4 separate regions of the Homo sapiens genome follow, and all the other regions are linked to region 2. The links are chromatin contacts, found by Hi-C in ENCODE. All regions are on one chromosome and are shown on one strand. Each heading gives the region's core, a stretch centred on a gene start or an enhancer-like site at or near the end of the contact. The rest is flanking DNA. Distances are from core to core; before and after follow the strand shown. Region 1 holds the start of SIDT2 (SID1 transmembrane family member 2). Region 2 holds the start of USP2 (ubiquitin specific peptidase 2). Region 3 holds the start of CEP164 (centrosomal protein 164). Region 4 holds the start of BUD13-DT (BUD13 divergent transcript).

Evidence for each region. Hi-C counts contacts between places; a loop is a spot of excess contacts on that map. Pooled maps may share reads with other maps.
Region 1: a map of naive thymus-derived CD4-positive, alpha-beta T cell shows a loop between it and region 2 (21-fold over the local background). The contact joins the promoter of SIDT2 here to the promoter of USP2 in region 2. A Hi-C loop is called at or near these places in 2 of 168 maps with a recorded cell type or tissue (lower leg skin and naive thymus-derived CD4-positive, alpha-beta T cell) and 5 of 50 pooled maps.
Region 3: a map of CD4-positive, alpha-beta T cell shows a loop between it and region 2 (7-fold over the local background). The contact joins the promoter of CEP164 here to the promoter of USP2 in region 2. A Hi-C loop is called at or near these places in 2 of 168 maps with a recorded cell type or tissue (CD4-positive, alpha-beta T cell and naive thymus-derived CD4-positive, alpha-beta T cell) and 6 of 50 pooled maps.
Region 4: a pooled map shows a loop between it and region 2 (5-fold over the local background). The contact joins the promoter of BUD13-DT here to the promoter of USP2 in region 2. A Hi-C loop is called at or near these places in 4 of 50 pooled maps.

Annotation. Positions count from the first base shown.
Region 1 is chr11:117,176,004-117,183,352 of GRCh38, forward strand. SIDT2 (SID1 transmembrane family member 2) reads left to right here and starts at 2,740. Exons shown (of 26, transcript NM_001040455.2): 1 at 2,740-3,443; 2 at 5,413-5,534; 3 at 5,804-5,968; 4 at 6,057-6,102; 5 at 6,516-6,617; 6 at 6,720-6,803. The coding sequence starts at 3,261. It also overlaps a transcript of PAFAH1B2 not described here. RefSeq lists silencers at 2,839-3,048, 5,656-5,715 and enhancers at 4,029-4,098, 5,126-5,185, 5,422-6,217.
Region 2 is chr11:119,380,287-119,387,056 of GRCh38, forward strand. USP2 (ubiquitin specific peptidase 2) reads right to left here and starts at 1,404. Exons shown (of 13, transcript NM_004205.5): 1 at 1,187-1,404. USP2-AS1 (USP2 antisense RNA 1) reads left to right here and starts at 1,492. Exons shown (of 4, transcript NR_034160.1): 1 at 1,492-1,622. RefSeq lists an enhancer at 482-1,471.
Region 3 is chr11:117,323,327-117,329,966 of GRCh38, forward strand. It overlaps CEP164 (centrosomal protein 164), which reads left to right and starts at 4,528. Exons shown (of 33, transcript NM_014956.5): 1 at 4,528-4,578. RefSeq lists a silencer at 4,596-4,845.
Region 4 is chr11:116,768,258-116,774,720 of GRCh38, forward strand. BUD13-DT (BUD13 divergent transcript) reads left to right here and starts at 5,214. Exons shown (of 2, transcript NR_186226.1): 1 at 5,214-5,254; 2 at 5,653-5,948. It overlaps BUD13 (BUD13 spliceosome associated protein), which reads right to left and starts at 4,730. Exons shown (of 10, transcript NM_032725.4): 1 at 4,565-4,730; 2 at 1,872-1,965. The coding sequence starts at 4,707. It overlaps ZPR1 (ZPR1 zinc finger), which reads right to left. Exons shown (of 14, transcript NM_003904.5): 14 at 5,542-6,463. RefSeq lists a silencer at 4,869-5,068 and an enhancer at 5,189-5,278.

The DNA of each region.
Region 1 (7,349 bases), core at 1,490-3,989, 2.2 Mb before region 2:
ATGGAGGGCTCATGATGAAGAAACCTCTTTTGCCATCCTGAGGATTCTCTGATTCATATTCGCCTAGATGTGCTGGAAACAGTACTGGACCAAGGTGCAAACTTGAGTCTAGTGAGGTACTAATGGGCTGAAGTTTTTCTGAGCGTCACTTTCCTCATCTGTATAATGAGGGGTTGGCCAAGGAAACCCATAAGGTTATCTTCCAGCTGACTTTCTAATTGGTGAACCCTTTGGAAAAGGGGTGCAGCTTGCTTCTGGTCTTCATCCTCAAGTATGCTGTGCTTGGACAGGGGCCAAAACTAATTCCTCCACTCACCATTTGCCCAGCATAACTACAACAGTACCTGGCACATCGTGGATGCTTATTAAATATTTATTGCAGGAATGAGTAAATATAACTAACTGATCATAAGGTAAAATAGTCTTCATTGGAACAAGGCTCCAGATAGTTGGGCAGGGCTGGGAGCTGAGACTGCTGCAATCCTGCCAGCTGAGAGAACTCTGACAAGGCACTGATCTGGGTGGCTTTATTAGGATGTCTGACAGCTTCAGAGGTGGCCACATTTCTTTTCCTTTAAACATGTCTAATTTGGCCGGGCGCAGTGGCTCACGCCTGTAATCCCAACACTTTGGGAAGCCTAGGTGGGTGGATCACTCGAGGTCAGGAGTTCGAGATCAGCCTGACCAATATGGTGAAACCCCGCTTTACTAAAAATACAAGAAATTAGCAGGGTGTGGTGGCGGGTGCCTGTAGTCCCAGCTACTTGGGAGGCTGAGGCAGGAGCATCGCCTGAACTCAGGAGGCGGAGATTGCAGTGAGCTGAGATCACACCACTGTACTCCAGCATGGGTGACAGTGAGACTCCATCTCAAAAAAAAAAAAAAAAAAAAGTCTAATTTGTCTTATAAATGCAATATATGTGGCCAGGCATGGTGGCTCATGCCTATAATCCCAGCACTTTGGGAGACTGAGGTGGGTGGATCACCTGAGGTCAGGAGTTCGAGACCAGCCTGACCAATATGGTGAAACCCCGTCTCTACCAAAAATACAAAAATTAGCTGGGCGTGGTGGCACATGGCCTGTAATCCCAGCTACTCGGGAGACTGAGGCAGGAGAATTGCTTGAACCCAGGAGGCAGAGGTTGCAATGAGCTGAGATTGTGCCACTGCACTCCAACCTGGGCAACAGAGCGAGACCCTGTCTCCACCCCCCGGCAGATAAAAAAGCAATATATAAATATATATACATTGTAGAACATTTGTAAATCTTTTTAAATATAAAAAATAAAATTTAAGAACCACTCACAATCCATTATTTTTTATTTTTTGGTACTACTCTATATTTTTAGAATTAAAGGAAAATGATATACAATATGTGTTATTTTTAAAATTGTAATTCAAAGATAACTACTGCTAAATTTTATTTTTAAAATTTGCCCTGCTTTCTGGAGACATTGCTAAATGTTTAGTACAATTTTTTTCTATTTTTCTATGCATGTCTATATGCATTTGGAATATATACGGTTTTATTTACTTATTTATTTTTGAGACAGAGTCTTGCTCTGTTGCAGCCCAGGCTGGAGTGCAGGAGCATGATCTCAGCTCACTGCAACCTCCGCCTGGTAGAGTTAAGCGATTCTCCTGCTTCAGCCTCCCCAGTAGCTGGGATTACAGGCACGCGTCACCACGCCCCACTAATTTTGTATTTTTATAGTAGAGATGGGGTTCACCATGTTGGCCATGGCTGGTCTCGAACTCCTGACCTCAAGTGATCTACCTGTCTTGGCCTCCCAAAGTGTTGGGATTACACGTGTGAGCCACGGCACCTGGCTCTATATACTGTTTATTTAGTGTCATATCCTGAATTCTCTGCTTACGTGTCCTGTGAAGTCTTAAGCATCATTTTTGATGCCTTCATGATAGTGCATTTAACCAATCCCTCATTATGGATATCCAAGTCATTTCCTTTTTGCTTTATATTATAAATATCACAGTGATAAGCGTAGCTGCCCAGGTATTTTTATCTGTGCTTCCTATTTCCTTAGGATAGAGTCCAGAAGTGGAATTACTGGATCAAAGGGTATAAAGCTCTCTAAGTTTCTTGAAACAGTGCCAAAATATTTTGTAGAAAAGTTTTCACCAATTTACACTGAAGGTCAGTATCTTTCAATGAGTTTTGTAACTGTCTCTGAGAGAAGAGGGGAAACAGCCCGGCAAGCTTGGAAAGCTCGGAAGGCCGTCCCTGCAGTTGTGTGGCCCCTCTAGAGGGAGGTGGGAAAGGCATGGGGATTCCTCCTGCAGTGCTGCCTCCGTTTCCCCTCCGCCGGTAGGGCCACCGTCCTGTTTCCTAATCCTTCGAGTTTTTCATTTTTTAAGATCCCCGGAGAAAAAGTGGCCCAGGGTTGGACGATGTTAGTTGTAAAGGTGGTGGTGGGGGTGGGGGAATCCTTATGTTTGAGCAAATGTAAGAGTTGTTCAGCAAGAACCCAACACTTGGAGATTGTTAACAGAAACATCTGCCTATTCCAACGTGAGTTTCAGAGATGGTGAAAATCACGGGAGAGAGTTGGGTAGGAGTTGGAGAAGGCATTGCAAGCTTTCCCCTTCAGCTAGACAGCTGCAGCCCCTTTAAGGGCAAATGCGGGACCTGGTCCTTTAAATCTGTGTCAGTTTCCCCTGACGTCAGCGGGCGGGCCAGCAGCCCTGCTGTTTATCGCCCAGCGGCGCAGCTCACTTTTCAGTGTTCGTGCGTCGGGACGGCGCGTCCGCCCGCCCTTAAAGGGCCCGCACCTCGGAAAACTCGCAGCCCAGCACGGCGTCGGGTAGCTACCACCTATCACGCCCCTCACTCTGCGACTCGCCTTCCTCCGCGGCCAGCCCCCGCCGCCGGCTCTTCCTCCCTCCCCTTTCCCGGCGTCTCCAGGCTCCCGGCAACCAGCCGCCCTCCTTCTCACGGCCCTGGCCCGGGGCTCCAGGGTCTCAGGTCGTACTCAGCCCCTCGCGAGCTGGGACCCCTTCCCGTAGCCAGCATCCCCTCCCTCCCCGCCCCCTCCCGGCCGCCCCCTCCCCTGCGGGGACCCTGGGAGCCTCTTCGGGGCTCTTGGGAGGGGACATTTCCTAATCTCAGGCCGGGGTTAAAGTTCTGGTCCTGGTGAGATGCTGGAAGCTGCGGCCGCAGCCGCAACCCGTCCCGGAGGTGTCCTGTCTCCTGTCGCCGCCGCCGCCGCCACCACCGCTGCCACTGCCGCCCTGCCGGGGCCATGTTCGCTCTGGGCTTGCCCTTCTTGGTGCTCTTGGTGGCCTCGGTCGAGAGCCATCTGGGGGTTCTGGGGCCCAAGAACGTCTCGCAGAAAGACGCCGAGTTTGAGCGCACCTACGTGGACGAGGTCAACAGCGAGCTGGTCAACATCTACACCTTCAACCATACTGTGACCCGCAACAGGGTGAGGGCTGGGGGCTTAGGGGCCAGAGGCGAGTGGGGAAGCCGACGAGGGCTAGGCGATTCTGCCGCCCCGCTACCCTTTTGGGAGGCCCCAGGAACGAGCTGTCCTGCTAGGTTCCCAGTTCCCAGAACCACACTGGAGCCTCTTGACCAGTCCTCCTTCCTTTGCCACCAATGTTTCTCTGAAGCTCCAGCTGGGCAGTTTTTGAAGTTGGCTCATTCCCATCTTCTCTTCCGCCCCCATTCTTCCATCAGTTGTGGTCTGAGCACACATGGCTTGCTCTCTACCCTAAACCCCAGAATCTGACAGCTCTGTGGGGTCTCGGTGGGAGAGGAAACAGGCTTATTACTGGGCTTGCCCAGAAAACCTCAGGGGAATGAGACTGGCCCAGAACTGAAAAGCTCTGTGCAGGCAAGTTACATCTCAGACTCCCCAGGGAGATGAATGCAGGGCTTCCCAGCCCTCTTCCTGCCTGGGAGAGCCAGCTGGCCTTGTAAATTGAGGGTGACAGAGGTTTTATAAGGCCAACTGCAAGTTGGGTGGGAAGAGAAGGGGAATTTGTCCACTGTGAAAAATCCACTTCACCCTGACTTCTCTTTGGTTTCTTCACCAGCTGTGAGTCCCTGAGTTGAAATAGACACAGCTAGTGTGGGAAGTCTAGACCCCAGGCAGAGCTGAGATTGGGAGAATTCTTGCAACCTGGCTGTGTGGTCTCGTGCCCGGGTCTCTTGCTCTCTCTCCATGACTGCCGTTTACTGAGAAGCAATGGAGTTGAGAATGGGGAATCTGATTTTTTTTCAGAACGGGGAGTGGTTTGGTTTCTGTGGCAGGCCAGGATCTGCCCCCAGTGCCTGGTTCTCTGAAGTTTGATCTCTTTCTGCTTAGAGTCCTTTCTTCCTTTTTTCCCATATCTAAAGGCACTGGAGAGCTGTGGTTTTTACTCTTTTGGGAAATGCTGCCCTAGGGCTTGGGTTTCAGCAGCCCAATAACAAGCATTCCAAGATCGATTTGGTTTTATTTTTCCTTTAAGCTCCCATTGTTTATATATGTTCCTTCATAGCTCCAAGGGTGAAGATCACTTTATCTTTTTTTTTTTTTTTTTTTTTTTGAGACCAGTCTCACTCTGTTGCCCAGGCTGAAGTGCAGTTTTGTGATCTCAGCTCACTGCAACCTCCGCCTTCCCGGTTCAAGCGATTCTCCTGCCTCAGCCTCCCAAGTAGTTGAGATTACAGGCGCCTGCCACCATACCCAGCTAATTTTTGTATTTTTAGTAGAGATGGGGCTTCACCATGTTGGCCAGGCTGGTCTCAAACTCCTGACCTCAGATGATCCTCCTGCCTTGGCCTCCCAAAGTGCTACAAGCGTGAGTCACCGCACCCGGCTGTCATTTTATAGAGGGAGAAGTTGAGGCTTAGAGAAGTAAAGTGACTTCTCCACAGCCCTGTCCCTTGGTGGGAGCTAAGGATACAACATGGCCTTCAATACCTACCCCTCCTCAACTCCTCTGGGCTCTGGCCCCAGGTTAGCTGTTAACTAGAGCTTCCTGCTGGCTTCCTGGCTCACAGGAAGGTTGAGGAGCACTTCTTGTTCTCCTGTGTCTTCGTGTGTGGGGGCGTGTGTACACGTTTGTGTGTGCAGGCCTGTGCATCCTGTGCACATGGATAGGAATGGGGTATCCTGGAGACTCGCAAGGCCTCCACCGTGTTTCCTGGCAGAGGGTGAGACCCTGCGGTTGCTTGGGTCCTGCTGCCCTGCACATGTCTGCCGGCCAGGAGCTGCACTCAGCACAGGTCTTTCCTGGAGTCTGGGGGTTGTTCTGGCAGAAGAAGAGGCAGAGATGACTCCCTGGCCCGACCAAGATGGAGAAAGACCAAAGTAGCTGGCATGAAGGAGGGCAGGGCTCATAGTCTCTGGAGCCACGTGTCCCTGGTGGCAGAGGCTTGAGAGGCATTTCCATGTCGTTCTGCAGACAGAGGGCGTGCGTGTGTCTGTGAACGTCCTGAACAAGCAGAAGGGGGCGCCGTTGCTGTTTGTGGTCCGCCAGAAGGAGGCTGTGGTGTCCTTCCAGGTGCCCCTAATCCTGCGAGGGATGTGAGTAGGATCTGGGCATCAGGGAAGCGGGGCAGCCTAGGCCAGTCCTTGGCTGGAGCCTCAACCAGGAGCCCCCCCATTTCTCCTCCCCTTTCCCTGGGCTGGGAGGCTGGTCAACAGCACAAGGGCCGAGTCCCACCAGCCGGGAGCTTGTGCACCTCGCAGGGAGGTGGTGGAGACCAGACGGGGCGAGGTGGGGCCTCGCTCCTCTGGAGGGGCAGGCCGGCTGGGACAGTGCTCACATCCTATCTCCCTGCTTCGGGCCATAGGTTTCAGCGCAAGTACCTCTACCAAAAAGTGGAACGAACCCTGTGTCAGCCCCCCACCAAGAATGAGTCGGAGATTCAGTTCTTCTACGTGGATGTGTCCACCCTGTCACCAGTCAACACCACATACCAGCTCCGGGTCAGCCGCATGGACGATTTTGTGCTCAGGTCTGCAGGGTAGAGTGAGGGGACCACGGGGGCTGGTTCTTCCCCAGGCTCCGGGGGTGACTGGTGGGGGCTCTTCTCTGCCCTGCAGGACTGGGGAGCAGTTCAGCTTCAATACCACAGCAGCACAGCCCCAGGTAACATCTCCCTGTTGATTGCTCGAGAGGAGAAATGGGGGAGCTTGAATATGAGAATGGGAGTGGCCAGCGGTCTTTGCTTGGCCTTTTGAATTGGCTGTTTTCTCCATGGAGGGCTCTCTGGAAACAGGAGCTCTGGCCCTGACATGGTGAGGGACAGACAGCATGGGACTGTACAGAGACATGGAGTCTGGTTGCCTCTCTGGCATTCTGCTGAGTGCCCTGCTGAGGTTGAAGGGAATGGTATACAGAGAAAGGGGCTGCTGTGATCAAGGCCTGTCTCCTCGGAGAGCCTCCACTGCCCACCCCTCAGAGGATTCTGGGTCCTCGCTTATAGGGGACTATTCCCTTCTAGAGGGGCCAAGAGAGCATCCTCATGAGATGGGGCTCTCCCTTCCTTCCTGCACCCTCAGTACTTCAAGTATGAGTTCCCTGAAGGCGTGGACTCGGTAATTGTCAAGGTGACCTCCAACAAGGCCTTCCCCTGCTCAGTCATCTCCATTCAGGATGTGCTGGTGAGTTGCCTGCCCTTTTGCTCTTCCCCAGCAGGCAGCAGGGCTGCTAAAGAGAGGGGCAGGCCAGGTTCCCATCCATCTGCCTCTCCCGCCCCTCTGCAGTGTCCTGTCTATGACCTGGACAACAACGTAGCCTTCATCGGCATGTACCAGACGATGACCAAGAAGGCGGCCATCACCGTACAGGTAGGAAATGCATGTGGCCACGTGGGAGGTGTGGCTGGGCGATAAGCTGTGTAGCTTTCCAAACTTGAGCTCTTCTTCCTCTGCCCATTCCTATCCTACACACGACTGAGTCTTTGGCCTTCCAGTCCCTGTGACTTTGAGTCCCCTGATATATATGAGAGTTGTACCATAATCCCAGTTGCTCTTGGGGATGGGAAAGAGTAGAGTACCCCCTTCTGGCTGTCATACCTACTTCATTCATTGTAACAATAAGAGGGCTGAGCGCGGTGGCTCATTCCTGTAATCCCAGCACTTTGGGAGGCCGAGGTGGGCGGATCACCTGAGATCAGGAGTTCAAGACCAGCCTGGCCAACAGGCTGAAACCCCGTCTCTACTAAAAATACGAAAAATTAGCTGGGCATGGTGGCGCATGCCTGTAATCCCAGCTACTCGGGAGGCTGAGTCAGGAGAATCACTTGAACCTGGGAGACAGAGGTTGCAGTGAGCCGAGATCACACCACTGCACTCCAGCCTGGGCAAAAGGAGTGAAACTCTGTCTCAAGAAAA
Region 2 (6,770 bases), core at 154-2,653:
AAGGGCAAACAAGGCTTGCCATCTTCCTAGACGTCCAGTCCACCAAGCAGAGAAAGGCCAAGCCCATCTGGGCTCCTTCCCCCTTTGCCTAGAAAAATACGGCAAGTGCAGCTTCCCCCAGGCCACCAGGAGAATGCTTGGCCCCTCTGGGGTGGTTCCACTCTACCTGTGGGAGGGCTCAGGATTCCAGGGCCACAGAGCCGGGCTGGGCAGGGTCACAAGAGGAAGGAACGGGGTTCTTAGCCTCTCTGGCCTTGGTGCACTTGTCTGCTCCCAGGACGTTTCTCGATGGCTCTCCCCGAGGACTGGGAGTACCCAGCCTGGTGCCTCCACCCTGTCTTAGCACAGGCTACTGACTCAGCCCAGGTCCTAATGATGCACTTCAGAGGACGCCCTCATTCCAGTCCTCATTCTGACTCCAGTCTGACATGCATCTACAGCATCAAAGGAGGGGGCCTGCCTCGACCTTAGCCCAATCAGCTCTCCTTTCCTCTGCTTTACGGGGGTCCATCTGGGGGATGTTCTCATGCCCATTCCAGGGGAGGTGAGCAGCCCCTACCACTACCTCCAGCTCAGTCCCATTCTAAAGGCAGCCAGGTCAGGAGGTAGGATGTTCACTCTTCAGGGAAGGGCTAGAATGGGTTGGCTAGGGCTTCCCTTGACTGTTGAGAAGTTGCTCTCTCCGGAGCACCGCGTGCCTGCTTCTGGTTTGGGACTGGTGAGAATTTCAAAGCTGCCTCTTTCTGGTTTGGGATTGGTGGAAAATCTCCCCTTCCGCTTAATTGTTGCCCAACCCCCGCCCCTAACCCCCTTTAGCAAACTGACCGGGGAGCTTTAAGAGCAGCGAGTGAGCTGCACGCACACGTGGGGAGGGGGTTTGTCAGTGTCGCTCAGGCCACATACCACCGATATACACGGGGCACAGCGAGGAGGACCCGCCAAAGCAGCATTTCCTTAGAATACACTGATCAGCACACAGTTGGCTCTTCCTGGCACCCTGGGCTGTCAGCAGGCAGCCCTCACACAACTGGCAGACACAGCTGGAGCGTCCCTGCACAGCCGGCTCTCTCCCTATATTTCTAGTGTCCACTCTGCCCAGAATGTCGTGGACACCTTACTTTCTGAGCTCCAAACCGGCACTGATCCCCGAATCCCCCCTCCCGGATCCCCGACAGGTGGCACGTACCTGCCTCTTCTTGGAGTATGGACGAGTCGAACCGGGCACAAGCATGGAGCTGCGGGTGAGTCCCGGCTGGCGCTGGCGCGGCGCAGTGAGCACCAGCTGACGAAGAGGGCTCCCCGGCCTCGGCTCCTGCCTGACTCTCTCCCACCTCCGCCGGGGGCCCAGAAGGGACCTCCCCGGGAAATCGGCGCCACCCAGCGGGCAGCCGCCTCATCGCGCCTGGGCCGGCAGAGCCACACCCCGCGTCTCGCGTCACTGAGTCGCGTCACGGCTATTGGCTTGTTCCTACTGTGGCGTCATTAGAGCCCGGCCTCCGGCTGGGGCCACCCAGGCAACCGATATACACAGAGAACCACGTGGAGGAAAAGCACGCGAGTTTGGAGCGGGTGGAGCAGGAACAGAGGTGGACTGGAATGTCACACGACGGGGCAGCTGGAAGGTATTGGGAAAGAAGAGGCGTCATGGGAGAAGGCTCGGAACTTGAGCCCTGGGGCGTATCAACTTTCAGTTTTTAGGGAAGGCTAAACGTCCCCCACTCCCCTTCTCACTGGGCTGGGGGAGGTCCTGTTCCTCAGCCTCTTCTCTTTTTCTCTGCTGTCAAAGACACTCTCCGCTCATTTTACTTTCATGGGACCAGTGATTAGTGATGAATGCCTGAGTGGGTAAACGGAGGCACTGAGTCAATGAAAGAATTCTCTTTGGTCTTTTCAAGAAAAAGCCGAGACAAAACTTGAATTTTTGCTGCTCCCATTCCTTTTATGTAACCTTCTCCCGACTCCCCCGATGTTGATGAGGAAAATCGCACAACCAGGTAGCTGGGTACCAAGGCGAATCCAGGTTTTCAACTTCAGCTGCTCCATCAACCCTTGCAGCTGCCGTTAACTCCTCCCATCTTCACCATAGATCTCTCTCTCCATCGCTACTCTCCTCAAGTCCTTCCTTCTCTTCTATTTCCCAGAGAAATCAGACGCAATCAAGAGGGGAATTCTTAAATTTCTACCTACAAACATGTCTGAATCCATTCTTATCAGGAGCAGTGAAAGAGGCACCCCTGTTCTTGTCCAAGGCACGATTCCCTTCTTGATTTCAACTCTTGTTTTGTTTTTGTTTTTGTTTTTTGTTTTTTTGAGACGGAGTGTCGTCGCTCTTGTTGCCAAGGCTGGAGTGCAATGGCGCGATCTCAGCTCACTGCAACCTCCAGGTTCAAGCAATTCTGCCTCAGCCTCCCAAGTAGCTGGGATTACAGGCGTGCGCCACCACGCCAGGCCGATTTTTTTTTTATAGAGTCTTGCTCTGTTGTCCAGGCTGGAGTGCAATGGCATAATCTCGGCTCACTGCAACCTCCTCCTCCCGGGTTCAAGTGATTCTTGTGCCTCAGCCTCCCCCGAGTAGCTGGGATTACAGGAGCCCACCACCACGCCTGGCTAATTTTTGAATTTTTAGTAGAGACAGGGTTTCACCGTGTTGGTCAGGCTGGTCTTGAACTCCTGACCTCAGGTGATCCACCAGCCTCAGACCCCCAAAGTGCTGGGATTACAGGTGTGAGCCACTGCACCCGGCCCCAGCTAATTTTTTGTATTTAGTAGAGATGGGGTTTCACCATGTTATATTTCCTTAGGGCCCTCATTCCATCACTTCATTTTACAGATGGATATTGGACATGCCAGTCACTCTTCTAGAAACTGGGGATATAGCAGGGAACAAAACAGGCACAATCCCTGCCCTCAGGGAGCTTACATTCTAGTAGAAGCAGGACTAAATAAGTAGAATATGTAATATGTTAGATGATGCTAAGAGCTATGGGGCACATCAAGCAAGGAGGAGGTGCGTTCGGAGAAGGTAACATTCAAGTGACCTGAGGGAGGCTAGGCGTGAACTACACATAAATGTGGGGAAAGAATGTTCTAGGCAGAGAGAAGAGTAAAAGTAAAGGTCCTGAGGTGGGAGCGACCTGCCACTTTCGAGGAAGAACAAAGTCAATGTGGCTGGAGTGAAGAGAGAGAAAGATAGGGAAAGAGTGGGAGACGCGATCAGAGAGGTCAGAGAAGGACCCAGCCTGTAGGTCCCCAAGGCCATTCTGAGGACTTTGGCTTTTATGAAGCTACTGGAAGGTTTTGAAACAGGGTTGTCCAATCTTTTGGCTTCCCTGGGTTATGGTAGAAGAAGAATTATTGTTTTGGGCCACACATAAAATACACTAACACTAAAGATAGCTGATGAGCTTTAAAAAAAACTCATAATGTTTTAAGAAAGTTTACGAATTTGTGTGGGGCCACATTCAAAGCCATCCTGGGCCACATGTGGCCTGCATACTGTGGGTTGGACAAGTTTGTTTTGAGCAGAGGAGGGACACGGATCTGATTTTTGTTTTAACAAAATACCTTTTGCTACTGTGTAGAGAACAGCTCTGAAGAGAGCAGAAGCGGGAGACCATTTAGGAGGTCATTGTGAGCGTCTGGTTAGTGTGGTAGCAGGACAGGTGATGCAAAGTGGTGGATTTTGGAAGTATTTTGAATGTGGACTAACAGGATTTTCTGATGAATTAGGCAGTGTGGGGAGGAGGGAGGAATTTTTCACCTGAACTTTAACTGAGGAGGGGAAGGCTATGGTAGGATAATCGCTTGAACCTGGGAGGCAGAGGTTTCGGTGAGCCGAGATGGTGCCACTGTACTCCAGCCTGGGCGACAGAGCAAGACACAGTTTCAAAACAAAAAACAAAAAACATATGTCTACTAGGCATCAAAATGGAGATGTCAAGAAAGCAGCTGCATATGCAAGTTTGGTGTGGTCTGGGCTGGCGATAAAAGATTGAGAGTCATCAGCATATGGAAGTTATTTAAAGCCAGGAGATGAGAAGAATTACCAAGGGAGCAAGTGTAGATAGAAAAGATGTGCAAGGACTTAATTCTGGAGCTCTCCAATATGAGCTTGAGATCAGTTGGAACTGTCAGAGAGATGGAGGCATAGGACCAGTGTAGAGAGGAAAAAATCCCAGGAGATGGTGGTATGCTAAAGGCCAAGAGAAGGAAACTTACCAAGGAGGAGGGAAAGGTCAATTGTGTCAAATGTGGCCCATAAATTATGTAAGATGAGTTTGAGAATTGATTGATTGATTTTTTTTTTGTTTTATGTTTTGTCCCTCCCTTGCCCCCCTACTGGAAAGTATATAGAGCAAAGATAATTGATTGAAGGTCATTGGTGATTTTGACGAGAACAGTTTTGGTGGAGTGGTGGGGGTAAAAGTCTGATTGCGGATGAGTTTAAGAAAGAATGGGAGGAGAGGGATGGCAGCAGTATAGACAACTCTTTGGAGGAGTTTTCTTGTAAAGGAAGGAGAGAAATTGGATGGGAGCTAAAAGGAGAAGCGAGGTCAAGAAAACTTTTTAAGTGGGAAAAAATAGTTATATGTTATATGCTGATGGGGAAGAGGCAGTAGAGAGTGAAGATTGACAATGCAGTGGGGAGTGAGGAGAATGTCTGAAGAAATGTCCCTGATGAGGGGAGAAGGGATTGGACAGAGTCCAGAAGCAGAGGGGCTGGCTTTGGTTAGAGGACTGATGGCTCATGAAAAGTAAAAAGAGAGAAGGCACGATATTTGGGCATAGATGTGGGAAGGCGGATTGATGTGGGGGAAGCTGGTGGATATTATCTCTTTGTAGCCTTTTTTTTTTTTTCTCTTAGTGAATTAGGAAGCAGGGTCAGCTGACTGTGAGGATGAAGGGGAAAGGCTTAGAAGTTTGAACCTAGAGGTGGAGTTCTAAAGTCACTGAGAACAGTGATTCTCAAACTTTAGTGTGTATCAAAACCACCTAGAGAGCCTATTAAAGCCCTCCCACAGCCTGGGCAACATAGAGAGACCCCATCTCTACAAAAAATAAAAAAATCAGCCAGGTGTGGTGGTGTGCGCTTGTGGTCCAGCTACTCAGGAGGCTGAGATGGGAGGATTGCTTGAGCCTGGGAGCTCAAGGCTGCAGTGAGCTGTGATTGTGCCACTGCACTCCAGCCTGAGCTACAGGGTGAGATGCTATCTCAAAAGAAAAAAAAAAAAAGCCCTCCTTTCCCCCAGACGTTCTGATTCAGTAGGTCTAGGATGGGCCCAGGAATCTGCATTTCTAACAAGTTCCGGGTGATGCTGCAGTCGCCTGTATGGGGATGACCCTTTGAGAACTACTGTGTGAGAGAGTGGGGCAGTGACTGGACTCGAATTCCCACAAATGCAGTGTGGTTGTCAGGTAGCATCAGGGGCCCAGCTGAGGTTAGAAATCATGATTTGAAAGTGTCTCCAATCACATCCCACTCACAATTGCTTGCACATGTTTGGAGTCCTATCTCTTTAAAACTTCCATTTTCTACTGACTTTTCCTTTGACATATAAAAGGCTCCACACCCTTCCTCTTTAAAAAATGAAAATCTTTAACTTAGGTTCTAGCTCTCCCCTCTTCACAATTCTCTTGGCAGAGTTGTGCATGCTATATTTCCTACCTCCTAGTCTATGCAGCATCCACAACACATCTGCTCTCCCTCCAACCTCAGGACTCTTCTGTTAGGCATCATTACTGATCTAGATGCTAAATCCAATGGGCACTTTTTAGTTGTAATCAGGCACTTGACCACCTACAAATCTGATACCTCCAACCATTTCCTCCCTCAGCTGTGTCCTCCTTTAGGTTTTGTGGACACACTGCTTTTCTGGTTTTCCTCCTGACAGCTGTCACCTTCTCATTCTCCTTTTCCCCTGATGTTCCTTTATCCTCCTTTCAGAGCAGCGTATAGCACAGTGGTTGTTATATGTGAAGGTTGTAGATTTACTGGGATAACTTCTGATTTCTCTGGCTCCTAGCTGTGAGACATGAAACATTTATATCTGTTTCTTCATATATTTACAAAAGTGAGGCTGGGCATGGTAGCATGTGCCTGTGGTCCTAGCTGCCTGGGAGGCTGAGGTGGGAGGATGGCTTGAGCTCAGGAGTTTGAGTCCAGCTTGGGCAACATAGGGAGACATTGCCACTTAAAAAAAAAAAAAAAAGATAGGCCGGGCGCGGTGGCTCACGCCTGTAATCCCAGCACTTTGGGAGGCCGAGGTGGGCGGATCACAAGGTCAGGAGATCGAGACCATCCTGGCTAACACACTGAAACCCCGTCTCTACTGAAAATACAAAAAAATTAGCTGGGCGTGGTGGCGGGCGCCTGTAGTCCCAGCTACTCGGGAGGCTGAGGCAGGAGAATGACGTGAACCTGGGAGGCGGAGCTTGCAGTGAGCCAAGATCGCGCCACTGCACTGCAGCCTGGGCGACGGAGACTCCGTCTCAAAAAAAAAAAAAAGATAGTAGTAGTACCTGCTTCACAGGGTTCTCATTTGAGGATCCAATGAGTCAGTATGCATAAAAAGCTTACAACAATGCCTGGCACATAGTGAGTATGTAAGGTCATCACTCCGAGCTACTACTCATCCGTCAGGTGCTACTTGTGTAGGCTGATGATGCAAAAATCTGTATTTTCAAGCAGGCCTCATTCCTGAGCAGCAGTCATAATTATCCACCTGCCTCCTGACATCCCTAGATGCCTCATCAGCATCTCAGCCTTGACA
Region 3 (6,640 bases), core at 3,278-5,777, 2.1 Mb before region 2:
ATGACTGAGATCATGCGGTATTTGTCTTTCTGTGCCTAGCTTATTTCACTTAACACCATGTCCTCCAGGTTCATTCATGTTGTTGCAAATGGTAGGATTCCATTTTTTTTTATGGCTGAATGTTATATCATTGTGTATATATACCACATTTTCTTTTTCCATTCATCTGTTGTTGGACAGCTGGGTTCATTGCATATCTTGGGTAATGTAAATAATGCTGCAGTTAACATGGGGGTGCTGAAATCTTTTTAACATACTAATTTCATTTCCTTTGGATATATACTGAGTAGTGGGATTGCTGGATTGTGTGGTAGTTCTATTTTTAATTTTTTGAGGAACCACCATACAGTTTCCATGGTGATTGTACTAATTTACAGTCCCACCAACATTTTAAGTATTCCCTCTTCTCCATATCCTCACCAGCTTTTGTTTTCCTTTGTCTGTTTTATTGTAGCCATTTTAACTGGAATAAGGTGGTATCTCATTGTGGTTTTGGTTTGCATTTCCCTCATGGTTAGTAACGTTGAACATTTTTTCACGTACCTGTTGGCCATTTGTATATCTTCTTTTGAGAAATGTCTTTTAAGGCAGTTTGCCCATTTTAAAAATCCGGTTATTTGGTTTTTTTTCTCTTGTTTTGGCTGTTGAGTTGTAAGAAAAAGTTCTAATAGTGGTTTCTGACCTAGGAGTAGGGAAAAAATTTGTCATCAATTCTTTCCCATCTTTGAAATATGACCCCTAAATGTTCATCCTTACTGTAGAAGACAACCTATGAGTGAAGTCCTCTCTCTCTTCTTCACTCATTGGGTATATTACTGGTATATCATTTAGTGTGTCAGGATGGGCACAGTGGCTCATGCTTGTAATCCCAGCATTTTGGGAGGCCAAGGCAGGCAGATCACCTGAGGTCAGGAGTTCAAGACCAGCCTGGCCAACATGATGAAAGCCCATTTCTACTAAAACTACAAAACATAGCCCGGTGTGGTGGCACATGCTTGTAGTCCCAGCTACTTGGGAGGCTGGGGCAGGAGAATCGCTTGAACCCAGGAGGCAGAGATTGCAGTGAGCTGAGATTGCACCACTGCACTCCAGCCTGGGCAACAAACTCCCTCTCAAAAAAAAAAAAAAAAATTTGTGTGTCATTTTTGTTATTTTCCCCCCAAAGTCTTACTTTTTAAATTATGTTTGCCTTGGGGGCATTTTATAAATTGGCTTGCATTTCTGAGTACAAACCTATGGGGAAACCTGATAAAATGCAAATTGTTGATTTGTGTGAAGGTAATCCTGTTAATCCCACAGTATCTCTTATTTTATTAGCTCTTCCCATGAGAGAGCAAGGAACCCATGCTAAGGCACAAGAGTTAAGCATTTGGATGGCAATTAAAATCAACAGGGCTGGGCGTGGTGGCTCATGCCTGTAATCCCAGCACTTTGGAAGGCCGAGGTGGGTGGATCACCTGAGGTCAGGATTTCAAGACCAGCCTGGCCAACATGGTGAAACCCTGTCTCTACTAAAAATACAAAAATTAGCCTGGCATGGTGGTGACAGAGTAAGACTGTATCTCAAAAAGCAAACAAACAAACAAACAAAAAACCAGATTGATTGCAAAGATTGCAAATTCTTAGATATAGGGACCAAGTCTACAAATGGTTTTTTGAATCCCTGTTTTGTGCAGGTTTGTGGTAGATGAGCTGGTGAGCCCAGAATTCCTTCCCAGTCTGGTCCCTTTGGCCCCTCAGTGAGACCTTTATTTATTTATTTATTTATTTATTTTTGAGACAGAGTCTCACTTTGTCACCCAGGCTGGAGTGCGGTGGCGTGATCTTGGCTCACTGCAACCCCTGCCTCTCGGGTTCAAGCGATTCTCCTGCCTCAGCCTCCCAAGTAGCTGGGACTACAGGTGTGTGCCACCACGCCCAGTGAATTTTTGTGTTTGTAGTAGAGACAGGGTTTTGCCATGTTGGCCAGGCTGGTCTTGAGCTCCTCATCTCAGGTGATCCACCTGCCTCACCCTCCCGAAGTGCTGGGATTACAGGTGTGAGCCACCACAGCCTGGCCTACTTTTTTCTTTTTTTGAGACAGAGCTTCGCTCTTGTCAAACAGGGTGGAGTGCAATGGCGAGATCTCGGCTCACTGCAACCTCCACCTCCTGGGTTCAAGCGATTCTCCTGCCTCGGCCTCCCGAGTAGCTGGGATTACAGGTGCCTGCCACCACAACCAGCTAACTTTTGTATTTTTAGTGGAGATGGGGTTTCACCATGTTAGCCAGGCTGGTCTCAAACTCCTGACCTCAGGCGATCTGCCTGCCTCGGCCTCCCAAAATGCTGGGATTACAGGTGTGAGCCACTGTGACCGGCCAAGACTTTTAAAGAAGATGGAGAGGAAAGGGGACGATGATTTGTCATTTACAGTAAGAATAAAGGAAGTATAGGCATAACTGCTGCAGAAGGATTTAAATTTAAACATGATGACGTCAATCTAAATAACAGAGAGGGAAACTCCAAAAGAAAATGATATTTATTTAGAAGTAGCATTGCAATAGGTATACACATGCCATAGAGGCTGGGCAAGTAGGACCTTTTTTTTTTTTTTTTTTTTTTGAGACGGAGTGTCGCTCTTGTTGCCCAGGCTGGAGTGCAATGTCGAGACCTTGGCTTACCACAGACTCCGCCTCCTGGGTTCAAGCGATTCTCCTCTCTCAGCCTCCCGAGTAGCTGGGATTACAGGCATGCACCACCATGCCTGGCTAATTTTGTATTTTTTAGTAGAGATGGGGTTTCTCCATGTTGATCAGGTTGGTCTTTAACTCCTGACCTCAGGTGATCCACCTGCCTTGGCCTCCCAAAGTTCTGGGATTCCAGGCATGAGCCACTGTGCCTGGCTCAAGTAGGAATTTTTATTTTATTTATTTTTTTAGACGGAGTCTTGCTCTGTCACCCAGGCTGGACTGGAGTGCAGTGGCTTGATCTGGGCTCATTGCAACCTCCACCTCCCGGGTTTAAGTGCCTCAGCCTCCTGCCTCAGCCTCCTGAGCAGCTGGGACTACAGGCGTGTGCCACCATGCCCAGCTAATTTTTGTATTTTTAGTAGAGACGGGGTTTCATCATATTGGCCAGGCTGGTCTCGAACTCCTGACCTTAGGTGATCCACCCGCCTTGGCCTCCCAAAGTGCTGGGATTACAGGTGTGAGCCACTGTGCCTGGCAAAGTGCTAGGATTACAGATATGAGCCACCAGGCCCGGTCGATAGTTTTTGTTATCAGGTATTCATGCGTGAGAACCCTCTCTTCATGGTCTTCCCTGGCTCCATTTGTCAGGGTTTTAAAACAAATGACTCTATTTTGATTTTGATAATTTTCACAAGGAATATGCTCTGTATATTCCAACAATCTGAGTTTCTCATCCTGGAATCAGCCTCTGAGTGGCACTGGGACTATCCTGAGTCAGCTACATCTCTAGAACCTATCAGGAGCGGCTCTATGAGCTTGGCCTCATCATTTTCCTCCTCAACTAGCAGCATCTGTATTTGTCTGTTTCTCAGTTTTCCTATTGATGTAATGGCCAGAACTTTCTTTGCCCCTCTTAACTTCTCTAGGAGGTTGGAGACATATGAGAGAAAGGAAGATTTGCCCTCCGTGCAAGCAAAACTAAAACTCTTCGGAATTATATTAGTAGCAACCTTTCTGCCCGACAGGGTGTGTGGAGGAGCTACACATTGTGTCACTTTTTTTCTTCTTCAATAGACTCTTTGAAATAGTTATGACAGACATTACTATCCCCATCTTGCAGACATACAAACTGAACCCTGGGCTTTGGTGAAAAGATGGATAGTAGAAAATAGGTTTAACTCCTGGTCAGGTGCTCACTGGTTTAATAGGAGCACAGGAGAGCCAGTTTTTTTGCGGGGAGAGATGGGGAGTGGACGCGTCTCCATTACCTTACATTCACATTTGTTTTGTTGATTAAAGTAACAATGGGTTGATTATTGATGACCACTGTATTATTCACCTGATGTTAATCATACTCCTAACAAATGATCAATTAGATAATTAGATAATTCACATTAGTATAAATACTCTAAATAGTCCTTCTCTGTCCTGGCAGAAATCCTCACGTCTAAACTCGGGGTCCTCTTTTTTTTTTTTTTTTTTTTTTAGTAGAGAAGGGGTTTCACCATGTTGGTCAGGCTGGTCTCGAACTCCTGACCTCAGGTGACCCACCCGCCTCGGCCTCCCAAATTGCTGGAATTACAGGCGTGAGCCACCGCGCCCAGCCGATGAGGTTCTCTTTCAACCTCTTGCGGATTCCCATTATCTATCTTAAACTACACTCTTTCAACCTCTTGCGGATTCCCATTATCTATCTTAAACTACACTCCCATCGTGCAACGGAAAACGGACAGAGCTCCTGCGTGCACCGAAGGGACTTCGAGCCAATCCATTGTCACAGCTCTCAGCCGGCGACCTATTGGCTCCTGCTGGAGGCGGGACTCCCGGTTGCTAGGCGGTACCTTTTCCGGAAGTGTTTGTTGCGCGCTGCAGGGCAACACCCCGGCGTCCCTGGAAGCTGGGGGAGCGGGTGGGTGTTGGGTGGCGTTGGGGGAGCTGCGCCTCGCCCAGAGCCTCGCCCGGAGCCTCGCCCGGAGCCTTCCGGGGTGGGGGATAGTTGAGGACCTCATCGAGGGAGGGGTTGGGCGGCGGGGAAGGGAGCGAGCGTGGCGGGGGACCCGAGGCACGCTCTCGAGCCAACGAGCGTGATGCGCTCGAGTGTGGGCGGGGACTGAGGGAAGAAGTGAAAATCGGACTGCCAGGCGACAGTTCCTCCGTTTGAAATCTCGCCGGCTCCTGAGCGGGCCACCGGGCCCGGGCTGGGGGTCTGGCGGGTGAGTGAGCAGCGGGTCGGGACGCGGGAGAGGGGCACTGGGCACGGGGCCCTGGTTTGCTTGCTCTGTTCATCGTTGGCGAGTGAGGCCAGGCCTTCCGAAGCTTGCTGGGATACTTCTGTGGCAGGCTTCCCCCCGGGTCCAAATCCGGGGCTAGCCCAATCTTATGCCATCTTTGGCCAGCTGGGAAAGTTGGAAAGCTTTTTTGTTTTTTCCTTTTCTTGCATTGGATTTAAAAATGTCCCTCTACCTCTGGCACCGCTCTCCTCACTTGGCTTCAGCGACTCCCTGTCCGTTCTCCTAACTCAGTCCTTGGCAGTAGAAAGCTCCCTTCTACTCGGCGCACTCCATCTCTTGCGTTATCAGCTTTTCAGCGTTGACTCGCCAAACTACTCCAGCCAGACCTCTTTCCTGAGCTCAGACCTGCTTACTGTCATCGTCAGCCTTCCCCGGTCCCTCCGATCTGTTTCTCCTCTTGTATTTTTTTATCTCAATGAAGGGCTTCACCATTCACTCAGCCAAGTCTGTCCCTTTAATTTATTCATCTAATAAATACAGCAAACATTTGTCGGACATGCCCTGTCTTCTAGGCAGTGTAGTAGGTGGGGCTGCCTATTGGACGAGGCATAGAAATGAACACATCTAGAAATGATAGTCACAGTGTTCTGGCTTTAGTGCTCTGATTTCCCTCCTCTCTCCCGAAGTTCAAGTCCTGTATTCTGCCTCTTAATTCCCCTAGAATCTGGCGCTTCCTTTCCATCCTCACAGACACTGACTTAGTTCATAATTTCTTGCTTGTGCTTTCAGGATAACTTCCTAAGTGGTCTCTCTGCCTCAGTTCTTGTCCTCCTGTAATTAGTTCTTATGCAGCTGTCAGAATCATTTATTTATTTTAGAGACAGGGTCTTGGTATGTTGCCCAGGCTGGAGTGCAGTTGGTATTCACCGGTGTGACCCTAGTACACTGCAGCCTCGAACTCTTGCCCTCAAGCCATCCTCCCACCTCAGTCTCCTTAGTAGACGGGACTACAGGCATGCACCACTATTCTTGGCTAGAATCGTCTATCTGACCTACAGATCTGGTCATGCCAGTCTCCTTTGTGAAATCCTGTGATGGCCCCTCATCATTTACAGGATAGAGCCTCTGTTCTTCCAGGCCCTTTATAATATGCTCTTGCCTTTCATTCTAGAGCTCTGTCTTGCCACTCCTCCCACTGTCCCTTGCACTCTGGTCATGTCAGAATGGTTAAGAGTTTGGGCTTTGGAGTCAGACATGGATACTTACATATTCTGCTCTACCGTTTATTAGCTGTGACACCTTGGGCAAGTTTGTTTGTTTGTTTGTTTGTTTTGAAATAGAGTCTTGCTCTGTCGCCCAGGCTGGAGTGCAGTGGTGCGATCTTGGCTCACTGCAGTCTCAGTCTCCTGGGTTCAAGCGATTCTCCTGCCTCAGCTTCCCGAGTAGCTGGGACTACAGGTGGGCACCACAACTCCTGGCTAATTTTTTGTATTTTGGTAGAGACGGGGTTTCACCATGTTGGCCAGGCTGGTCAGGATCTCCTGACCTCATTATCCGCCCACCTCCGCCTCCCAAAGTGCTGGGATTACAGGCGTGAGCCACTGCGCCTGGCCTTTTTTTTTTTTTTTTTTTTTTTAACTTTGCTAAGCCTCAGTTTCCTTATTTGAAAAGTGAAGATAATTCTATTTTGCTGAGTGGATGAAGTGAGATGATGTATATAGAGCACTCAGTACAGTTCCT
Region 4 (6,463 bases), core at 3,964-6,463, 2.6 Mb before region 2:
GATAAAATATATATATTGAACTACTACATAACCGTTAAAAATCATACACTCAAAGAATATTTTAAGGTCTTACCAGAGTATCCACAACATATTATTTAGCAGAGGAGTAGACTCCAAAACCCTATGTACAATATGATCCCAATTATGTTCAAAAAAATAAAATACAAGCGTGTATAATCTCTAAAGAGAAAAACCTGAAGAGATATGCATCCAAGTATTAGCAGTTATCTTTGGATGGTAACATGCAAGTGTTTATTCTTTTAAAAACTTTAAACTTTTTTTAATTCCCAAATATTCTGTAATAAATATGCATTGCTTTTATAAAATTAAAAAAAAACAACAAACATTGTTAATATTTACTTCTTCTGACCAAAACTAAATTGGCTCCCTAAGATCACTATTTCCCTTCTAATTACTAGCAAGCCCTCTTTTAAATAATCTATTTTAGAATTTTGCTGGGAATTGGCCAGGTGCAGTGGCTCACACATGTAATCCCAGCCCTTCAGGAGGCCGAGGTGGGCGGATCACGAGGTCAGGAGATCAAGACCAACCTGGCTAACATGATGAAACCCTGTCTCTACTAAAAATACAAAAAAAAACACAAAAAATTAGCCGGGCGTGTTGGTGGGCCCCTGTAGTCCCAGCTACTCAGGAGGCTGAGGCAGGAGAATGGTGTGAACCCAGGAGGCAGAGCTTGCAGTGAGCCGAGATCATACCACTACACTCAAGCCTGGGCAACACGGTGAGACTCCGTCTCAAAAAAAAAAAAAAAAAAAGAATTTTGCTGGGAATTAATATTAAATACTCACTGGAATCCATCTTTACCAACTTTAGTGGAATTCAGCCTATCTACAGCTCTCCTTTCCACTTTGTTTCTCAGAAATTCTCAGCAATGGTTTCATGAACCACTGGGAGGTCATTTGCCTATGATTTTGTCCACCTGGCTCTTACTTACCCTTCAAAACTCAGTATTTACATCTTTCAGGATATCTCCCAACAGAATACAAAGTATGCTACCTCCCCGGGCTCTAATGGTACTTGGTACGTATGTGAAACATCCCCAACATTTACCATACTGTTGAAATTTATCTGAAATTCAGTTTTTCATTCTAGGGTATAATCTCTAAAATACAGCTATGTTCTATTAATCTACATATCTCCAGTACTTAGGCAAGAATATACAATTTGAAAGCTTAGTTAAAGCACTGAAAAAAGGAGCAAATAAAAAGTTCCCTATAACTGAACCTCAGCATTGTTTTTAAGAAAGATTCCAACAAAATGAACCACAGCTAAGTCTCATCATTACTCTAACACTGATGTCGAGAAGTCCTCTCTCTGTGATCCATCTCATTTCTAGGCTGATGGACCCTCCATAAAGAGACAAGTTGGTGTATAGGCATCAGCAAAGAAAACTATTTTAAACAGCTCTTTGGAAACTGTCACCTCTTTTCTGTTCTCAACTAACCCCCCTACAAATCTACCCTAAGCTGGAAAAATAAATTTGAGAAGCTTGGCCTGGCACAATGGCTCACGCCTGTAATCCCAGCACTTTGGGAGGCCAAGGTGGGTGGATCACCTGAGGTCATGAGTTCAAGACCAGCCTGGCCAACATGGTGAAACCCCATTTCTACAAAAATTAAAAAAAAAAAATTAGCCAGGCATGATGGCGGGTGCCTGTAATCCCAGCTACTCAGGAGGCTGAGGCAGGAGAATCATCTGAACCCGGGAGGCGGAGGTTGCAGTGAGCCAAGATCATGCCATTGCACTCCAGCTTGGGTGACAGAGCGAGACTCCGTCTCAAAAAAAAAAAAAAAAAGGAAATTGAGAAGCTTGCTTCATTTCAAAATCCTGACAGCCCCAAAGATACATACCACAGGCAAATCTCCATCATCTTCCTCTTCCTCCTTTTCTAGTTTGGTTGTGGAGATAGCTGTCCAGCTCACATCATCATCCACAATCCGCATTCTAAATGAGAATAAGAAGATCAAAAAGAGTCATTCTAGGATACCAGCATAAAAACATTTATCTATTGGTTTTAAAATAAAGTTCAAAATCCTACAGGATCCTGCATGGTCCAGTCTTTGTCTACAAGGTCAACTTCATCTCCTACTGCTACTTCCTTGGTTGAACACCTCCCTGGTCATCCTTTGGTGCTTAGAAAGGAGCCAAGTTCCTATCACATCAGTTTTCACATATGCAGTTCCTTCCCTCTGCCTGATCTACTCTTTTCAATCTTTTTCTTTTTTTTTTTTTTTGAGACGGAGTCTCGCTCTGTTGCCCAGGCTGGAGTGCAGTGGCACGATCTCAGCTCACTGCAAGCTCTGCCTCCCGGGTTCACACCATTCTCCTGCCTCAGCCTCCTGAGTAGCTGGGACTACAGGCGACCACTGCCACGCCTGGCTAATTTTTTGTATTTTTAGTAGAGACGGGGTTTCACCGTGTTAGTCAGGATGGTCTCGATCTCCTGACCTCGTGATCCGCCCGCCTTGGCCTCCCAAAGTGCTGGGATTATAGGCGTGAGCCACCGCGCCCGGCCCTAGTCTTTTTCTTTTTTGAGACAGGGTCTCACACTGCTGCCCAGGCTGGAGTGCAGGGACACCATCATGGCTCCCTGCAGCCTTGACTTCCCGGGGTTAAGTTATTCTCCCTACTCAGTCTCCCAAGTAGCTGGGACTACAGGCATGTGCCACTGTGCCTGACTACTTTTTTGTATTTTTTGTAGAAACAGGGTTTCACCATGTTGCCCAGACTGGTCTCAAACTCCTAGATGCAAGCAATCCACCCGCCTTGGCCTCCCAAAGTGCTAGGAAACTCTTTCTCATTCCAGGAAACTCTTCCTCATTCTTCAGGTCCTAACACAAATTTAACTTCCTTTGGCAAACTTTTCTTGACTGCTTCACCCAATTCCCTCACCATCCCACACTCACTCAAGACTAAGAACCCTTGTTAAAAACTCTTGGAATACTTTCATTGCATTTATCATAAAGAAAATATATCGATTAGTTGTGTAATTAGTTGCTTAAAGCCTGTATTCCCATTAATCTATAAGCTCCACAAGAACAGGGACTATGTTTTTTTTGTTCACAGAGGCATCCTCAACACCCTACAGTAACTGGAATACGAAATATTCAATAAATGTTTGTTACGTGGATAAACTATATAGCTGAGCCCAAATAATAACAATGACTGCCATGATGTGAAGTTATTCAAAAAGCCAGGGTCACTTAATGCAATCCCTCTAATCACAACCACCACTTAATAAAACCATTATTATTATTATTCTCATTTTAAAGATAAGGAAACTGCAGCTCAGTGAGATGAAACACCTTGCCCAAGGGTACACAGCCTATAAAGTGGCACAGCTAGGATTCGAACTCTGACCAGTGCTGCTCCAACACTCAAGCTACTTTCATCACATGGCACTGCCTCCAAAGGATCCACACAAGTCAGCGAGGCAGAAAGACGAAGACAATAATAAGGCAAGCACCAAACCAGAAAAGAACTTGGACTAGTTCTTTAGAACAATGTGACTTCACTGGGTATCTCAGTGCCTTAGGGTTACTGTAACAAAGTACCACAAATTGCGTGGCATAAAACAACAGAAACTCTCTCGCAGTTCTGGAAGCTAGCAATCTGAAATCCAGGTGTCTGCAAGGCCATCCTCCCTGGAAAGTCTCTAGCAGAGAATCTTTCCTTGCCTCTCCCAGCTTCTGGTAGCCCCAAGCATACCTTGGCTTTTGGCAACATAAATCCAATCCAATCTCAGCCTTCATCTAGACATGGTCGTTTTTCCTTTGTTGCTGTGTCTGTATCCATACTTCCCTCTTTTTAAAAGGCAAACAGTCATCTTGGATTTGGCACCCACCTTAATCAAGTATGACCTCATCTTAACTGATTACATCTCCAAAGACCCTATTTCTAAATGTCACATTCTGTGGTTCTGGGTGGAAAACGATTTGGTAGGGCCCACTACACTGGGCCACAAAGTTGTCCCATATGAAAATAATACCCACTTCATGGTAGTGTGGTGAGGCTTAAATAAACTTATATATGTTTAAATTTCTTATAATGGTGCCTGGCAAGAAAAGTATAACTATATAAATGTTAGCTTCTCACGTTAGGACTATTACTAAGAGTAACAGGAGGTGATCAAAGGTCTCTGATTCAGAACCAAGTCCTTGGGATCTGGGAATCCCCACAGGCAGGTACCGGGCCCTAAAGATCCAAGCACAGAGGCTTTGAATCCGCTCCATTATTCTCGAGGCACAATATTCATTCTCTATGGGAGAGGACGGAAGTCTACCAAGGCGGGAAAAGAGTAATCAAAGTTACACCCCGGCTTTAACGCACTGACGCTACTGCTCAGAGGCTCGAGATGTAAGCGGGGCGGCAGAGGCAAGGCGGGGGGCCTCAAGCGATGTGAGTGGGGCCCTGAGCATGAGCAGGGGTCGGCGGAGAAGCCGAGAGACCCGCCAAGAGGGAAGGAACTGCCGGGCGGCCGAGGGCGGAGTTGGGAAGGGGTGGCTAGACGTCGCAGGCCCCGCCCCGGCCGGTACCAACTCACCCCTTGCCGCCGGCCCCGCCAGGCTTCGGCCGCTTTTTGCGACGCTTGCGACCGGACTCAGATCCCCGGTCGACGCCGGCATCTGCCCCGGACAAGTAACGCTTCAGATACTCGGCCTTGGAAAGCGGCGGAGCTGCCGCCATGGCAGCGGCGGGGGCAGAGAGACGGGTCGGCGCTGGGGACAAAATGCCTCAACGCGTAACGGACGCCAGCCACCCGACAGGGCGGGGCCACGGCCGGAAGTGGCGGAGAGTGCTAAGAATCGCGCGGCTGGCAGGTGCGGCCACCGGGACGCGCTCGCAGGCTAGCCAGGGACGTGCGCACCTTCGGGGCGCTCCACAGCCCTGGGACGACGCCACCAGGTTTCTTCTCTTCATTCACTCACCCACCCACCCACCCATCCATCCAACCGCAGCAAGCGCTGTTCTATGAGGCCACAACCTGACCCAAAGGACCCCGCCCCCATCGGCCGCCTAAACTCCAGAGCACGAGCAAGAAAGTGGAGGGCCACGGGCTGCAGCGTAGCCGAGTTTGAATACTGGTTCCATAGCTGGCTAGCTGTACGACCTCGGGCAAGTTATCACAAAACAGGGAGAATCCCGGCACCTAACTCGGAACGGTCACAGGCTGAGATGATATTACTGTGTGAAGTGCGCAGAGCGGTGTTGGGCACATGGTCATCGGAACTATGTTCGTTATTTTTATAAGTATCTTTAAGTGGGGGGAATCTGCTCCACTAGGCTTCCAGGTACCTACCGTCCAAGAAAGGAAGCCAGGAAGTGCAAACCAACATAATTACTATGAAAAACGTAGTTTCTAAGACCTGTGTAACTCTTCTAGTGTTCTATTACAAGTAGCCCCCAGTTATCTCTTGAAGGAAACTGTAAAACAATCTTGCCAATGAGAAGGACGGACCTGGATCATTTTTTAGCATAGTAAAAGAGAGAAACCAGAGAGAATGAATTCTAACACTCAAGTTTTGGGGGGAAAGAAAAGACTTTATTCTTTGCAGGGGGTTTAGAGCTTTACCTGAATTATCTCATTTAACCCTCACAATTCTCAAATCGTTTCATTATCATATTTTACAGATAAGAACTGAAGCGTGGCAAGATTAAGGAAGTTGCTCAACTTCACATAGTCAGAACATGACTCTAGGGAGTAGAGGCTAGCGAAGTGGGGTGCAAGAGGTCATCCAAATTTCTTGAAATACCAGATCTTTTTACCTCATCATATATGTTAGATTGTCAGTTTTATCGTTTTCTTCCCAGCTTTATTATTTGACAAAAAATTATATATATTCAAGGTGTACAATGTGATGACTGGATATAATTATACATTGTGTAATGATTACCAAAATCAAATTAAGTAAAACATCCTTCACTAATTTATGTAGTAGTTCGGTGGGGGGGCACTTAAGCAAATTTGTCTTAGCAAACTTCAAGTAAACAATACAGAATTATTAGCTATAGTCAACATGTTGTACATTAGATTCCCAGAACTTGTCTTAAAACTGAAAACTTGTACCATTTGAGAGAGAAGTTTTAGTGTTACTGAAATCACAGACTTCTGACAGAATTTGCAGGATGCTATACACAACTACACAAAAGTGCAAACAATAGTTTCTTGGACCAAGAGTCAAAAAGGTCACTTTTTTAATATATTAGTCAAGCAGACAGGGCTATACTTTATAAATAAATACACATTATCTGGGGATAAGTGTTTAAAAAATTCTTTACTCATATAATACAAAACAGGCTTGGGGATCAGTCTTGAAGCATGAATTTTTACCCAGTGGGCCATGTTGAGGGGGTTGCAGCACAGGCCCAGAAAGGAAAGCAGGCTGGGGCTCTGAGGGCTTGTGAGACGAGGACGCTGGGCTGAGAAGATAGGGCTTCACTA